Linked DNA regions of Homo sapiens: region 1 is linked to region 2. A link is an interaction called in ENCODE POLR2A ChIA-PET data of the cell type or tissue named here. Cell type or tissue: GM12878. All regions are shown on one strand.

The links. Peaks named below come from ENCODE experiments on the same cell type or tissue, not always from the same donor. Only the 100,000 strongest peaks of a DNase experiment are listed, where the experiment ranks them.
Region 1: POLR2A ChIA-PET joins it to region 2 with 7 read pairs; 1 of 35 experiments calls an interaction of 5 or more read pairs at or near these places.

What each region holds. Positions count from the first base shown.
Region 1 is chr6:116,396,591-116,404,590 of GRCh38, reverse strand. It overlaps DSE (dermatan sulfate epimerase), which reads right to left. Exons shown (of 6, transcript NM_013352.4): 2 at 4,925-5,393. The coding sequence starts at 5,340. Among named protein-coding and RNA genes, the nearest start is that of DSE, 30 kb to the right of the region's middle. RefSeq lists enhancers at 4,639-5,139, 5,140-5,640. In GM12878, a CTCF peak has its summit at 2,288; no DNase peak of the experiment used is centred here; H3K4me3 peaks cover 226 bases; H3K27ac peaks cover 2,010 bases.
Region 2 is chr6:116,083,029-116,091,028 of GRCh38, reverse strand. It overlaps a transcript of FRK not described here. Among named protein-coding and RNA genes, the nearest start is that of NT5DC1, 14 kb to the left of the region's middle. RefSeq lists enhancers at 493-702, 2,076-2,245, 3,303-3,352, 3,363-3,542. In GM12878, no CTCF peak of the experiment used is centred here; DNase peaks (open chromatin) are centred at 638 and 3,218; H3K4me3 peaks cover 764 bases; H3K27ac peaks cover 4,796 bases.

The sequences.
Region 1 (8,000 bases), 310 kb before region 2:
AACCCATATTTTACAGATGAAGAACCAAGTTTACAGAGTGTAAGGAACCTGTCAAAGGACATGTGGCTAACACAATGGCAGAGCCAAGATGCAAGGACAGATCCAAAGACCACTGGGCCAGACCTGTTCCTCAGGGTTTACAAATTAAGACAAGGAGCCATGAAAAGCCTGCTGCTTGGAAATGGATGCTGTATAATTCTATGTTATCAACCAGGGCTTGAACAATAAGTGATCTCAGTTACAATCCTATCCTAAACCTCTTTTAAATGCATTCATCTTCCCATATTATTAAGTGAAATATGGTAAACTTAACTGCACCTTTCTTAAGTGATTCAGGATCTGTAATGTTTTCCAATAATTATTTGAGTACATTTTGTTTGTTTGTTTTTAGCTCCGGAAAATCACTAAGAATTTGCTGAGGAGTGTAATGTTAAGCTCATAGCAACCCATCTACCAAGAGCTTGGCTAAGATTCATAAGGTATAGGGAGGCTGCCTGGTGGACAGGCAGTCATTTCATTTTTCTACACATGCAAAATTCTACCAAAGGATTAAGCTAGATTAGGAAAAAAGTAGCCTGGGCTACCCCATATATCCATCCTTTTCACCACCCCCACTCCCTCCCTGATCAAGGTTTTAGTAAACTTTGCTTTGGAGATCCTCCATCGAGGGATACACATATGAGCAAAACAGGCATGGTCCCGCTCTCAGGTCAGTCTGGTGTAAAGAAATAACACTGTGCAATTCATCATACGTACACTGCAAGGATGAGAAGGCTGCGAGGGTTCTTCATAAAAGCCCTATGGGAAACTTCCTTCTGATCCTTGGGCCAAGAGAGTAGTCAGTTCTACAGAGTAACTGATCCCATAGTCACTGTAAACTTCAATATTGACTAAGCCTACTTTCTTTGCTACGAAAACCAACCAACCAACCAACCAAACCCCTCAGTGTCCACCTGTGGCCCACTCATGGTGCGTTTTAGATGCCTTTTAGCAACTGTCACATTCCTTGTCCAGTCAATGTCTCCAGTCTTTCCCCCCTCTTTTCTTTCTCAGCTACTTCTAATTTGAAGCACAATATTTTATGCTTCCTTAATCTTCTAGGGGAAAAGTTACAGTAGAACTTTATTGCTGATATTTTTTATTAAATTAAAATTATTAAATTTTATTAATTTAATAAAATTTATTAAATTAAAATTATTATTGCTGATATCTTTGCCATTGTAATTTTTAATAAAGAATATTTTGCCATTATATATTGGATTAAAATAATACCTTTTTAATTTTACTTTTAAAACTAAGTTCAGCACAAGCTCAAATTACTCTGTTACTTTTACTGTAATGAAGAATGTGTGTTCCTTAGCAAAAGGGAGAGAAACGGGGGAGAGCTTCTGAGATAGGATGCGAGCACCTCTGAAAAAGTAGATAAAGCATATAGATTAGTCTCATCATTCTGCGGTGCCCAGTCGTCTGGATACTCAGAGACACACACAATAAAAATGCATGCTGTTATTTTTCAATCACCATTATAATTATAAATCTATGAGATTCCCGTTCTACTTTGTAGGCTATTAGATGGACAGAGTACAATTGAATATTTTCCCTTTAACGTTTCTGCTTCAGAATTCTTAAGTGAATCTATAGAGGTGAACTTTAACCTCTTTATTTACTATTCAAATGAAATGAACCCCATTAATAAATTTGTATGCATGTATATCTCATAGGCACTTCTTTTTAATACCAGACAAATGACACATCATTGTTACTTTCCACTAAACCTTCTTCATTGGTGTTAACATTAGATTCTTGTATACATTTTAAAAAGGGCCCAGGGGAGCATCAATGAACGTTTTAATGGAAAAAGCCAAGGGGAAAATTTTATGAGTTAAACAGATGTTCTAGTTTTGAGAGCAATTAAGATTAGTAAAATCCTAAATGGATACTATTTCCTTGGAGCCTACATATACCAAATTATAAACCAAACAGGGTCTAATTACTAGGTAGGTAAAAGAACAGCATCAATAATTACCATTATTGTCATTATTCTCATTTACTGAGGGCTTACTATGAGACAAGAACTGTGCTAAGTACTTTACATTGATTATTGCACTTAATCTTCCTAGCAACCCTATAAGGTAGATAGGGTTGTTACTGCCACATTATACATCAGGACACTAATGCTCACGCAAATTAAGAAAATTAATCTGGAAAGTTAATTAAGAAAATTAACATAGCTGAAGAGTGAGGGAGCTGGGATTCAAAGGCAGTGTGACTCCAGAGTTGGTGCTTTTCTACCACACTAGGGTGCAGCATGATACAAATGTTTAAGTCATGAATGAAAACTAAGGAAACTCCTTATGAAATGATCCACACACTCAATTCTGAGCAGAGAAAATATCCTTAGCTTAGGCTTTAAGAACCCAATGTTTGTACCCTTTGCCATAGGTAAAAATTATAAAATTACTGGGCTATTTCTTCAACTTTGAATCCCCAGCACCCTAGCACAGTGCATGATACACAGTAGATGCTCAATAAACGTTTGTTGATCAAATGAATCAGTGAATGAACATAACTTAGTAACTGGCTTTCAAAAGAGTAAAAATGCTCTTCAAAGAAAATGGAAAATGCATTCAGCCTGATGAAGCTATTGTAGAAAGTTTTTTTTTTTTTACTTTCATAATATCAATTATTGATCTCTTTTGTAAGTAACAGCTAGTTTTTTGTTTTTGTTTTTTCTGAAATCAAATATAGGTGAATTATATCCTAAGTCAATGACAATACTCATTGTGTACTTCTTGGTACATAGTGAGAATATGATTTAATGGAGCAATTGAAACAGAGGTAGTTGAACTGTAAAATCACTGAACATTGTTTTAAATTATTACAGCACATAATTGTGTTGTAATTGTGTTCAACCACAAATCTAAATGAAAGTTTAAAAGTCTAAGGGTTGGGTGTGGTAGTTTTTAAGAAGTTAAAATTTCTGTGAAGTTATTAAACAACACAACTTAATAATAGTACCTGCCAAAACAAAATGTTCAAGTAGCTCAACTTTCTAAGCCAAGTTCACTTTTGCAACTAGAAACCAGATGTAAAGGTAAATTCTCAAGATTTTACCTTGAAGGTCAAGAGAAAGAAGTCAACTGTTCAGCTCTATTAAGTCAAAAATTGGCTTTTAGTTTACTAGATAATGGCCTAGAGTTATACCTATTTCTATCAATATTGCCATGAATAAAGTACTAGACCCCTAGTAAGTTTCTATACACCTCCAGTGATCAATAAATCTGGACTTGTGGAAACTATGTAAAAATTATAATATTTCTTTCAAGTTATTTATTTCTCTTTTCATAGAAGGAGTCTCATCCTAATGGCAGCATTCATTCATTGGTATTTATATACCCAAATATTTTACATTATAATGAGAAAACTGTACTAGTCTTGTACAATTCTCATGTTACTGTATTGTGCTAAACAATCTCCATCAAAAATGGTATTTCACAGTCCATTACTTTCTTGTGAGATTAAATACACGGTTCTCTACAGGCTCTATCTCTGGAACATTTACATCAATTTCTTAATTTGCCAAAATCTACTTATCTAAAACAAAAAGGACTTTAAAGTACCCTTCTAGATGACAAAGGTTTCTTTCTAAATAATGTAAATATGGTTGCTATTTTAAACTAATTGAACAAATCAATCAGTGAGTTACTGTAGCATTTGATAATGTAATCTGGTAATTCAAATATCAGATAAGTTTTCATACATCTTTTCTTTCTTGGTGTCAAGAATAGAATAAGATCAGTTAATGTCAGTCAAAGTCAGAAACAACTACATACATGGCTAAGCTTTGAAATAAATCAAATAAAAAATTCTTTTCAACCTACAATATTATAAACTTCAAAATGACTACATGTACTTAGCAACAGGCCTAAAATATCAGCTCTGATATGGATTTAATGCCAACTCTTGCATAATACTTTTCATTACAAAATTCCAGAAATTTATCGGAAAGCTTGCAAACCACCATCCTTCACCCCTGTGATATGTTAAGATGTAATTCATCATAGCATTAGGTGCATTCACTGATTTTTTTCTAAGCATTTAAAATGAGCTCTCTCTAGCCCTATGACAAGAGGCAGCTTATGTAATTTTTTAAAAAAATTTCATCAATCTGTAAATTCTTTTATTGCAATTGAACCATAAATGTGTATTTAAAAATTGCATGAGTAAAAACATCTGTAGAATCCCTTGTTTAATCAACTCATCCCATATCTGTTTGGAAGCATATGAAGCATTAATTATAAATTAATCAAATAAATTTAAGCTAATCGAAAAGACAGGAATTTGTTCTCAAATCTTAAACTTCGAAACTAAATTATTATGTAGTTAGAATTCCTCACACAATTACACAATAATGTTGGTTTTCCTACAGGTCTCAGAAATCTGCTGGTTATTGGAGGGGATGTGTTTATAAATTGCCAGTCAGTCCCATCCCATTCACATTTAGTTCCTTACGATCATAAAATGCAAGTAAGTCTTAATTACTTGAAATGTCTTGCTGCAAAATGTTTTAACTACTTGGGATCAATCAAACCTAACACCAGATGATAGTAATATATACATGCTGAATATGGAAGAAAGAATTCTCAGCAATCACGATGATACTCTTTACTCAATTCAGCAAATTATTTTTTCTTTAGATTAGGCTGCATCTAAATATTTTCCTTCTAACTTTAAACATGGAAGTTACTACATCTTTTGAAACTAAGGGCCATTCATAAGACTGGCAACACAAATAACAAATAACACCTCCCCCCACACACATACACAAAGAGGTACATGAAGATCTGGCCACTGAGATGTCATATGGATTTGTTTCTTTCTAATGCAGAGTTACCACAGTAAGAAGAACAAGACAAAAATCTACCAACTAGGCTGCGCTGCCATCCTCTCCATGTAGTCTTTGGCCATGTCTCGGGCTTCAATGTTCTCAGGATACAGCACACAGAACATTGCCAAGGCACCCAAGTTGTTTCCAAAAATTTCATTCCAGCGGGCACTGTAGTCCTTGGGATCCCAGGGAGGGAGGTATTCCAAGGGGCTGGACAGCATCGTGTGCACAGCCTCCGTGAGGCGGGCTGCAATGTGCTCGTGCGAGCTGGCAGCCCTGAGCTGCAGCTCCGCCACTTCTGCCCTGGAGAAGTACAGCATGGGATGGCTGTCGTAGTTGGCATTGGTGAAGGGAATCATAACTTCTGGGTTCTCGTCGGTGATGTAGGCTGACACAAAGCAAAGCAAATATATGAAAAACACACTGGGAGCCCCCCGTGTGTGAGTCCTCATCGTGGCATCAGATCTCCAAATCTCCAAGGCAGCCAAACCATCTTCGAAAGATCCTACGTGAGATAAAAAGGAAAAAAAGTGTCTGTCAGCCAAGGGAACATGGCACAGGTGTGGAAACATATAAGAGGTAGAAACCATATGTGAAAATAAAGCTTATGAATTTAGATTTTTAAAAATACAACAAAAAAATTTAATTAGGAAGAAAATTACTAAAGTTCTGATTTTATAGAGTTAAACATACTACATCAGAATTGTATTCATTATGGAAAACAGAATTTTGGACTAAGGGAAAATGTATAATATTTGTTCAAGTAAGGAAAAAATTATTCTTGGTATTCTTCTCACATAGTATCATGCAAAAAACATCACATGGTATATTTTTTTAGACATTAATACATAAACCACAATAACCAAAAGCTGGTAATGAACAATCATCTGGGAATCTGAGTAGACATTACAAAAAACCAGAAAATCCTGTATTTCTTACTACAGCCTCTTTCACTGTAACTTATCTCCTTTTCCTAACATTTCTGAACCAGGGATTAGGATCAATACATCTGTAAGCAGACAAAATATTATGAATAAGGTTAAATATCCTCTTTATGTGAGCAGAAGGTGGAAAGAGAGAAGACAAAGGCCATGTAAACATCTGCCAAGCCCGTGTATTTCCTGGGCTGACATCAGCAAGCATGTAGTGAAGACCAAACACAGTGCCACTGGGACCAGAAACTGACATGCCTTCATTCAGAGAATAAAATCCCAGAATTAAAAGGCTGAAATAACACGGGTGCATTTTCCCCTTATTATCTGAAACTACTGTCTACTTTTTCATTTGGCATATGGGATTTTGGTGTCATTCAGTAAGTGAGAAATGTAAACAAAGTTCACATATTTTCTTAACTACTTGATTTTTCTTCAAAGCCCCTTTTTTCAGTGGCAGATTTGTGCACTGGTTAAAAGAACATCTTTCAAATGTAGAAACACTAAAAAAAATAAAATAAAATCCCCAAAACCTCAGCCTAGTCAATGTCCCACATCTGGGATAAAGCAGGCAGAAAATCCCTCAGAGGAAAGTCAGGGAATTCTTAAAATTCTTAAGAGGGGAAAGGTTATAGAAAGCAGACCAGAAAAAGACAGTTTTATGTAAATAACGAACAGTGGTTTTCAATTATTAAAGGGAGAAACTGATGGTGGAAAATCAACCTCCCAAGCTGAACACAAACTGTTTTTCCAAGGAAAAACTGCCTCATCATATTTAGAAGAAGAAAAACTAATAATTTAACAGATATGGCAGATCAATCCACATTTTCAACTTGCTGTGTGTGTTTCCAAGAAAAAGGCAATGAGACATCATTTGAGGGTGCTACCTTATTCTGGAGTTTTTTATATTTCTACCTATATATGAAACTCGATGGCAGTGGTTTTGGTTTTGTAAAACATTTTACATTTATTTCAACAGCAGAACTTCTGATGAATAAAAAATTAATATAGCCATACTAAATAAAACATATGAAATAGAAATAACTCTTGGACTCTGCCAGTATTATGTCTAGCACCCAAAGTCTCAAGGCAGCTGGCAGGCTGGATCCTTCAAGGTCAGAGACCCAGCCAAAAGAAATAGTCTTCTGTGGTTATGCCTGAGGAGGGGTGTGGTCTCTGGCAGCACACAGAAATGGCTGGGTCTGAGGTAATGCTCAGTCCCCCCAGGGGCTTATTCCTTGCTCCATTTAGAGAACAATATACCGGCCAGGCACGGTGGCTCATGCCTGTAATCCCAGGACTTTGGGAGGCGGAGGCGGGCGGGCCCCTTGAGGTCAGGAGTTGAAGACCATCCTGGCCAAAATGGCGAAACCCCATCTCTACTAAAAATACAAAAATTAGCCAGGTGTGGTGGGGGGTGCCTGTATTCCCATCTACTCGGGAGGTTGAGGCAGGAATCGCTTGAACCTGGGAGGCGGAGGTTGCAGTGAGCCAAGATCCACCACTGCACTCCAGGCTGGGTGACAGAGAGAAACTCTATCTCAAAAAAAAAAAAAAAAAAAAGAAAGAAAGAGAATAATATACCGCTAACGATTAAAAAAAAATCCTGTATATATTAAGTCCCTAAAAGTCTAAGTCTGAATGCTCTCATCAATGCAATCAGCATTGTGGGGGTTTTAGACACTTTCTCCTTTAACTGAACCCCCATACACACACCCAACGTACATGCAGTGAAAGATCCCTCAACTACCAGCTTTTGAATGTGTGGGAGCTCAGGTGGATAGGGGAGTGGCTCCAGCTATGAGCATATGGGTAAGAAGGCATTAATACATGGAAACTAGAATTTTTCCATCTCACATTCTGTACAAACTTCCCCAAACGTGGGTAAGGTTAATTCATCATGTTCTTTGTCCTCCCCTATGCAACCACACTCCCACCCAGGCACAGAATCACTGTATATTCAGGACTGCTCCGAAGAGTCCCTCACACTGTGGGGCCTACATGCCTAACTCAGCAAAACTCACAATGTGACCCCTGCCACTTCTGCCACATTGCTTCCAGTTACGTAGGATATGTCTGAATATATTTAAACCAGAAAAGCTGATCCTGAAGCATAGAACCTCATTAAGATGTTGTTTTGGGAAGGATGCCATCTCAACATGCCAACTGTTATTGAAGGT
Region 2 (8,000 bases):
AATTCCTCTTGGATAGATATTAAGTGGCAGGATTACAATTTTAAAAAAATCTCAAATGGTAGAGCAATGAAATGAAATTTAATTAAATGTTAAGTTTTGCTTTAAGGTTCAAATAATCAACTTTAATGATATATGATAGGGAATGTTGATTTGCCAGCAGCTGAGATGGAAATACAATATGGATAAACTCAAGGTAAGCTCAGCTAGTTCCAGGTTAAACTTAATGTCTCTTTGACTGTCACTTTATAATACCTCTCTTTGACTTTGGCTGTTCTTTTGGGGGTGTGGGGCTTCTAAATTGCAGAAGGGCTAACATACTATTGAGAGGTCTGGGGAGAGAATTTTGATCCTTGGTTAATGGCATCCATATGCATGGCTTTTCCTGGACTAGACCATCCCTGGTGATTTTAGGTTGCCTCTAGACACATTGTCTGTAACCACCACTGCTGTATAAACTTTAAAACACTTCAGTTACAGTGTTGTCTAAAACATGTTTAGTTTTGACTCAAACCATGCGGCCATTTCAGGCCTGCCTCTCCACACTCAGCCAACCTCTGTATTTATCTTGCAATCACAGGAAACCTTTGGTTTTGGAACCACAGAAAAAGAAGATGTATGTACTATGATGGGGGAAGGTGAGGTCACCACCTCAGACCCTGTCTCTAGATGTGACCCACTGTTCCTATTCTAATCACTGTCCCGTATCATCACATTACACCCTGCAAAGCTGTTTTCTCTCAGAATTCTAAATGCAAATCAGGACCTAGTTTTCTCTGCTTTGGGACCCCCAAACTCATGTTGGGGGTGCTGTTGTTTCCTGTGCAAGGGATTTAACCTTGCAGTGGAACAGAGTGTAGGACCCATGACACGACTCATTATCATGCTCTTCATCCTGTTTATCTGAGACTAACATTCACAGATAAAATACAAAATGCCCAATTAAATTTGAATGCCCCAAATTTTGTGGAACTTCTTAATGCTAAAAAATTATTTGTTTATCTGAAATTCAAATTTATCTGAAATTCAAATTTAAATTGATATTCTATATTTTTATTTGCTAAATCTGGCATTGTGAGACAGGGACTCAATATCCTTTTGCAACAAACTTTTTGGAAACATTTTTGTAATTAGTATTTTTTTTTTCCTTCAGAAGTAAAGTCAAATGTGCCTTGGGGTTTGTTATAGGCGGAAATGTGTCCGTCCAAAAGTCATATTTTAAAGCTCTAACCCTCAGTATTTCAGAATGTGATGATACTTGGTGATAGGGCCTTTGAAGAGGTGATTAAGTTAACATGAGGCTTTAAGGTGGGCCCAGATCCAATCTGTCTGTTGTCCTTATAAGAAGAGAAAATTAGACACATAAAGATACAGCAGAGATGCACAAACAAAGAGTGTGTGAGGACACAGTGAGAAAGAAAAGTCATGTGAAGCCACAGTGAGAAGGCAGCCGTCTACAAGACAAAACAGGCCTCAGAAGAAACCAAGCCTGCTGACACCTTGATCTTGGACTTCCAGCCTCCAGAACTGTAAGAAATACATGTCCGTTATTCAAGCCACCCAATCTGTGGCATATTGTTATGGCAGCCCTAGCAAACTAATACAGCATTCAAGACTATTTATTTACTATTAGAGTCTAGAGTTCATTTTGGGAAACAAAACTAAGAATTGTCTCTCTTTTCTGCTCTAGAAGATCTTCCTTTTAGGGCTGGGCTGAGAAAACTATTGCTGCTTTCTGAGTGGGGGGAAATTTGAAGCAAAGATATCTCAGTCAATATCTTAATGTTATGCAGCATGAGCAAAATCTATAAACAAAGATATAATGGAAGCATTTAAGCCAAGCCTTTTTATCTAGGGATTGGTGTCTCTGAGGGATTATGGGAAATTTGTGAGATAGTTTTGGAGTGTGGTCAGCATTTTGATGGTAATAGCAGTATAAATAATATGTAAGAAGACTGAAATGGTTCTTACACTCATGTCTGTCCTTTCCTCTTTTGCCTCATGTATTGATTCCAATTTTTCAAATATCTAGGTGAGTTAAATTTTTGATTATTTAAGGGTATGCCAAATATGAACATATTTCAGGAATCCCTTATAAACTGTGATCCAGTCAATGTGGGGCTCCCCATGGCTCAGTCTTAAGTGCATAACTTCTTTGTCTTCAGACCTCTTGGGCACCTTTCAGTCAGTTAACTCAGAAAGTGTTTACTTTCATGACTTAACTGACTGAAAGCATCCAAGGAGAGCTAATCATATTAAAAAACCAATCAATCATTCATTCATAAATTATTATTGAATTTGTCAGACATTGTCCCTGGCTTTGCTTGCTCTGAGCACCAGAATCACATCTGCAATATTAGCTAGACTTGAGAAATTGAACTACGACCATACATAAGAAGAAACCTTGAACCAGGGATGTTAGCAAGGTGCTAAATATTTTAGCTGAAAATGACATAGTACATATCACATACTCTGTAGTGTACAATTATATGTGTGTACATATGCAACAAAATATAAATGTTATTTGGTGAGATTATGACATTTGTTTTCAACTTCCTTGCCCTTAAGAAATCAGAGGAAATGTTTTTGGGGTAAGAGAATGCTCTTAGGTCAGGCTTTCTCTTCTTCCAGGGTTAGCTTGTTTTATAGTTCTTGTCCTATACCATTGTGCACTGAGGTATTGAGTTCTCATGTCTGTTTTTTTTATTACTATTTGCAGAAAATTTATAATTTCTCAAAAGTTACTTTACTGCATCTTTCTCATGGATGGGTTGCCCTAAAAGCAGAGCCTGTGACAAGGACTTGGCTGCAGGTGGTATGTTAGGAGATGATCCCAGGAATAAACAGTAAATTAATGGAGAGAGAGTAAGCCAGTAACAATACCAAAAAGCAACATCAAGATCACTGTTGTAGGCAACGGTGGTTCAATTCTGCTGGCATGTCCCATGAAACACAGAGGATACTTCCTGGAATTGTCCACTGGAAGGAGGAGAGGCTGAGTGTTTACCCGCTGGCTCCTGTTGTCATGATTGAGGGTTATCCACTCACCAACTTTCAGGCCGTGCTTGTACTTGGGCTCCTATGGCCTCAGAGAAGGCCCTTGGGCACAAAGGAGAAAGACCTTGCAGAGCTCTGTTGAGGTGGGTCATTGCTAGTGTGCTGTAAGTCTGTACTTACATGAAAATGAGCATGTATGAGCTGTGGTTGAAATCAAAAGTGGGCTAAGGGGATGTGAAACAGAGTACCAGTGCCATCTGCTACAGTGGCCATTCTTGTAAAAGCTCATTCACTTCAGTATAGTCCACAAAATTTATTCCAATCTATAAGAATTAGGCTGGGAATGGTGTCTCCATCTGTTGGCCAGTCTGTCTCTAACCCCCTGTTCCTTCTGTATCTTCTCTTTCTGTTCCATCTGTGGGCTACTCTGTATTCTCTGCCCCAAGGCAAAGTAATACAACTCAGTGGAAATTACCATAAATAGTTTAGTGCTTTCCAAACGTGTTCGTGTCATGACTCACATAGAAAATGGTGAAGTTTATTTAGCATGCTGGAACACACAGAAAAAGCTGGTCCAGTTAGGTGGGGCAGCTTAGGCTTTGGGGTTACTCTAGGGTGCAGAGGGCAGGGCTGATCAATATTGTAGCATAAATATAACCTGGTATGTGTTGGGTACATTGGTTGAAATATTTTATTGAATAAACTTCTATTTTTTTCTTTTTAAATGCTAGTAAACTCTTGGCTTCTTACTTCTCAGTTCAGTTTAGCAAATGTTTATTGAGAATATACTGCGTGCCAGGCACTATGGTAGCTACCATAAAAATATAGACAAAGTAAGTACCTTGCCTAGAGGGCCCTGCGGTTTAGAGAAAGAGATGGCACATAACCTGATAACTACAATAAAACAATGTGTATAAAATAAAGAGGAGACGTTATTTTGGCAATGCTTCTTTCATTCATGCTGCGCGCTCTGCTCAAAATATTTTTTCTCCCTTGATTTCCTGACTTCCATTCCCATGCAGGATATCTCCCACATTACCTTTAGAAACGACATCAAGTATTTTGTCTAGCTGCAGGAACCTGAAGTTATCTTTACATCTTTTTGTGGTATTATAACCTGTTTTCATGTCAGTCTTCTCCTCCAGCTCTAAGTTATTTCAGATGGGGACTTCGTCTTGTTCACTTTTGTGTCTCAGTGCCTAGCACACAACCTGGCACATAATATCCATTGAATGAATGAATGAATTCCCATTTATTCATTTTCATCTTTTCAGTTGTGAAGTTATCAATGGCTGCAAAGAAGCTTTTATTCAGAGGCCATAGGCACCCATATTTCACTGAAACTCTGAATCCCATGTCCTTAGTAATCAATTAATCACAGATTTAGAATAAAGATTTCAGTTGCTTGGAGCCAATTTCAGGAAATGTTCTGACAACCATTAATTTTTCGTTCTGTCAAATACTAGTATCAGTGCATGAGCTACTACTTTTAATTTGACCTTTGGTAGACCATTTCCCACACCAAGAACTGATGGGCAGACTATATAAATAATTACAGCATAAAGACAGCCTAAGCTAACATTTTAGGAAACTGAGAATGAGCTTACCCAGCAGCACTTACTTTTTAAATAGTACATCACATAGAAAAATACTTATTTTAGGAACTTAGGTTTATGGATTTTATCATGAGATTCATAGTGTTCCCTTAGTTCCTATTAATAGATTTTTATCTATATTGAGATAATACTACCTACTAAATTCTCTTCATTGTGACTTTTGACTGTTGGAAAATAGTACTTTTTGTCCCCTGCGACTTGTTTTTAAAGCTGTATTTTTAAAATGTCATTTGGAAATACAAACAATTAGCCGGGCATGGTGGTGGGTACCTGTAGTCCAAGCTACTCGGGAGGCTGAGGCAGGAGAATGGCGTGAACTCGGGAGGCGGAGCTTACAGTGAGCAGAGATCATGCCACTGCACTCCAGCCTGGGCGACAGTGTGAGACTCTGTCTCAAAAAAAAAAAAAAGTCATTTGGACATTCAAACGGTAATGAGAATGGTTGAATAAATGCTGCTTACAGCTTACAATGGAAGTGTCAATGTATGTGTAATTTATTGTTACTACTATTCTCTTCTGGAAATTAGCCAGGTAATTGTTATATAAACAAAAACATGTCCATTTTCTTTCTTCCTTTTCATCTCAAAATCTGAGAGTACTCCAAGGAGAATACAAAAGTGCTACAGAATCTCCGTGTTCATATGTAACCTTCTCTGTACCATCTCTCCCTCTCTCTCTGTGGCATGCACACACACACACACACACCCACACACACACGGCCTGTGCATGTGGTGCATGTGGTGATGGGGGGATTTGTCAGTGGGTAGAGAAATAGAAAACATTCTTGAGCTCCTTCTAATATGCCAGACATTGTATTAAGAACAGTAGATAATTACCTCACTCATCGTAACAGCATGGAAATAGGTAAATGCACACTCATTTTACAAATATAATTCAAATTCCAATGTTTGTGACAAGAAGTTCAACACTTTTGCTTTCTTACTTGAACCTTTTCTTTAGACTAAGTCATTTATGCATAATACATATGTGTTATGAAACAACAAAAAAGAGAAGCAAATAGATTTAAAATGAAAATCCCCTTTCACTACTTCACACATTTATCATCATTATTATTCCCAGAAGTAACTGCTGATAGCAGTTGAGTGAATGTCCTTAAAGATCTATTCCAACACACAAAATACAGATATGTATGCGGTATGTACCAACCTATCCTAGTCATCCCTCAACTCCCCACACTTCCCATTTCTTTAAAATTTTAGCTCCTACTTCATTGTATTTTTTCCATCCTACTTATTTCTTAATTTTTAATGATTCTAATACTCTAGGCTCTCAATTCCTTTAACTTCTGTGATGTTCTTGTCACCCACACAACCTCAGCCACGCTTTCACACATCCTTCATAATTTCAAAGCAGGCATACCACTCTCTTAACTGCCCCCTTCTATCTTTCCCACTCATGTTCTCAAGTATCCTACCCCAACAATCCTTAGAGGCCACTGGTATCTAAAATCTAATGAACCCCACTTCCTTTTCACTGTGTCCTTCACTGCCATTATCTTATCACTTCTTTTTGCAAAGCTATGAATATTCATAGAGAATCATTATAATCACTTCATTGATATATCCTAATTTGATATTCCTCTCTCACCTCTTTGTATTCCTAGAAAAAACCACAATCAAAATTAGGCATAATTATTCCTTTCCCTGTATCCATGCCCCTTACAATACAACTTTGCAACACTTCTCATCAAGGCAAAGAATCTGTTTCTCTCCATCTTAAATATGATCTAGCTTTGTGACCTGTTTTGGCCAATAACATCAAGTGGAAAGTGACATCTTGCCTGTTCTGAGTCTGAGTCACAAGAGGCCATGAGGAATTCCACAGTATTTTGGGAATTCTGCTACAGCTATTTGAATAAGGCTGAACTAGACTGCTAGGAGATGATTATTACAGTCACCCCAGTCATCACAGCCTGTAATCACTGATCTGCCAGACATGTGAGCAAAGCCATCTGAAAACAGTCAGTCCCCAGCTGAACTGTGAACCGACTGCAGACCATGAATGAGTCCAGCCATGATCATCCAAGCCTGGTCCAGATCAATATGACTACCAACTGACCTTAGACTCCTGAGTAATAATAAATACTATTTTAAACCACCGAGTTTTGGGGTTACTTGTGTAGCAATACTTATACACATTGGTTATCTTCTTTTGGTTAACAGATGTATAAGTTTGACTCTTTTTATTGTCTGCATTCACACTTGAGCAACTGATCCTGCCTAAAGAAAATATATATAACCATTCGATGAGTAGTTAGTGCTAGTGGGTAATCATATTTTATTGCCTTGGTGCATTTGCTTTGCTGGTATCCTAGCAATTATTTCATATTTTTCCTTTCATCAAACTGCTACCACCTTCACCCTCATCTTCACTCTCAGATATTGACCGAACTTTTATTTTTCTGTGAATATATAAGCAGTCAAAAAAGCTTCCTTAGGGCTAAGCACTGTGGCTCATGCCTGTAATCCCAGTGCTTTGGGAGGCCAAGGTGGGACAATCACTTGAGTCTAGGAATTTGAGACCAGCCTGGGCAACATAATGAGGCCTCATCTATCCAAAAAAAAAAAAAAATTAGCTGGGCATGGTGGCTCCCACATACTCAGGAGGCTGATGTGGGAGGATCACTCCAGCCCAGTAGTTTGAGTTTGCAGTAAACTATGATTGTTACTATAGGCAGTGGTTCTTATCTTGTGGTTCCTAGCAGTAGTACCTGGGAACTTGTTAGAAACAAATTTTTGGGTCCCACTCGAGAAATACTGAATCAGAAACTCTGGAGGTCGGGCCCAGCAATCTGTACTTTAATAAAACCTCTAGATGATTCCAATGTATATTAGAATTTGAGAATCATTGCTATAAATTATCTGCATTTTTAGGTAAAGCTAACCCTTCACTTAGGCACTAGACTTATGCATCCTCTCAAAAATACTGCTTCCCCCCTCCTCTGATGATATTTTTTATTTCCGCTAAATCATTCTCACCATCATACAAACATGCTGTTAATTTTCTCATCTTAAAACAAAACAAAGCTTTTTTTTTCCCATGCAAACTTGCTTCTCTGCTCCCCTTTGATGAAAACTGATTGAAATAGTTGTTTGTCTCACTGTTTGCAATCTGTTTTCGCTCCCATTCTCTCTTAAGCACATGAAGGTGAACTTTGCCCTTCAATATTCCACAAAAACTGTAGAGTCACTGACGTTATTTATTTGCTAAACCCAATGGTCAATCCTCAGTATTATTTTATTTTATTTTATCCATGACCGTCATTTGACAGAGTTGATCTCTCCCTCCTTGGTAAACGCCTTTGGGCTTATAGGAACCCTACTCCTTCTTCATTGACTGATCCTTCTCAGTCTCCTTTGCTGGTTCTTC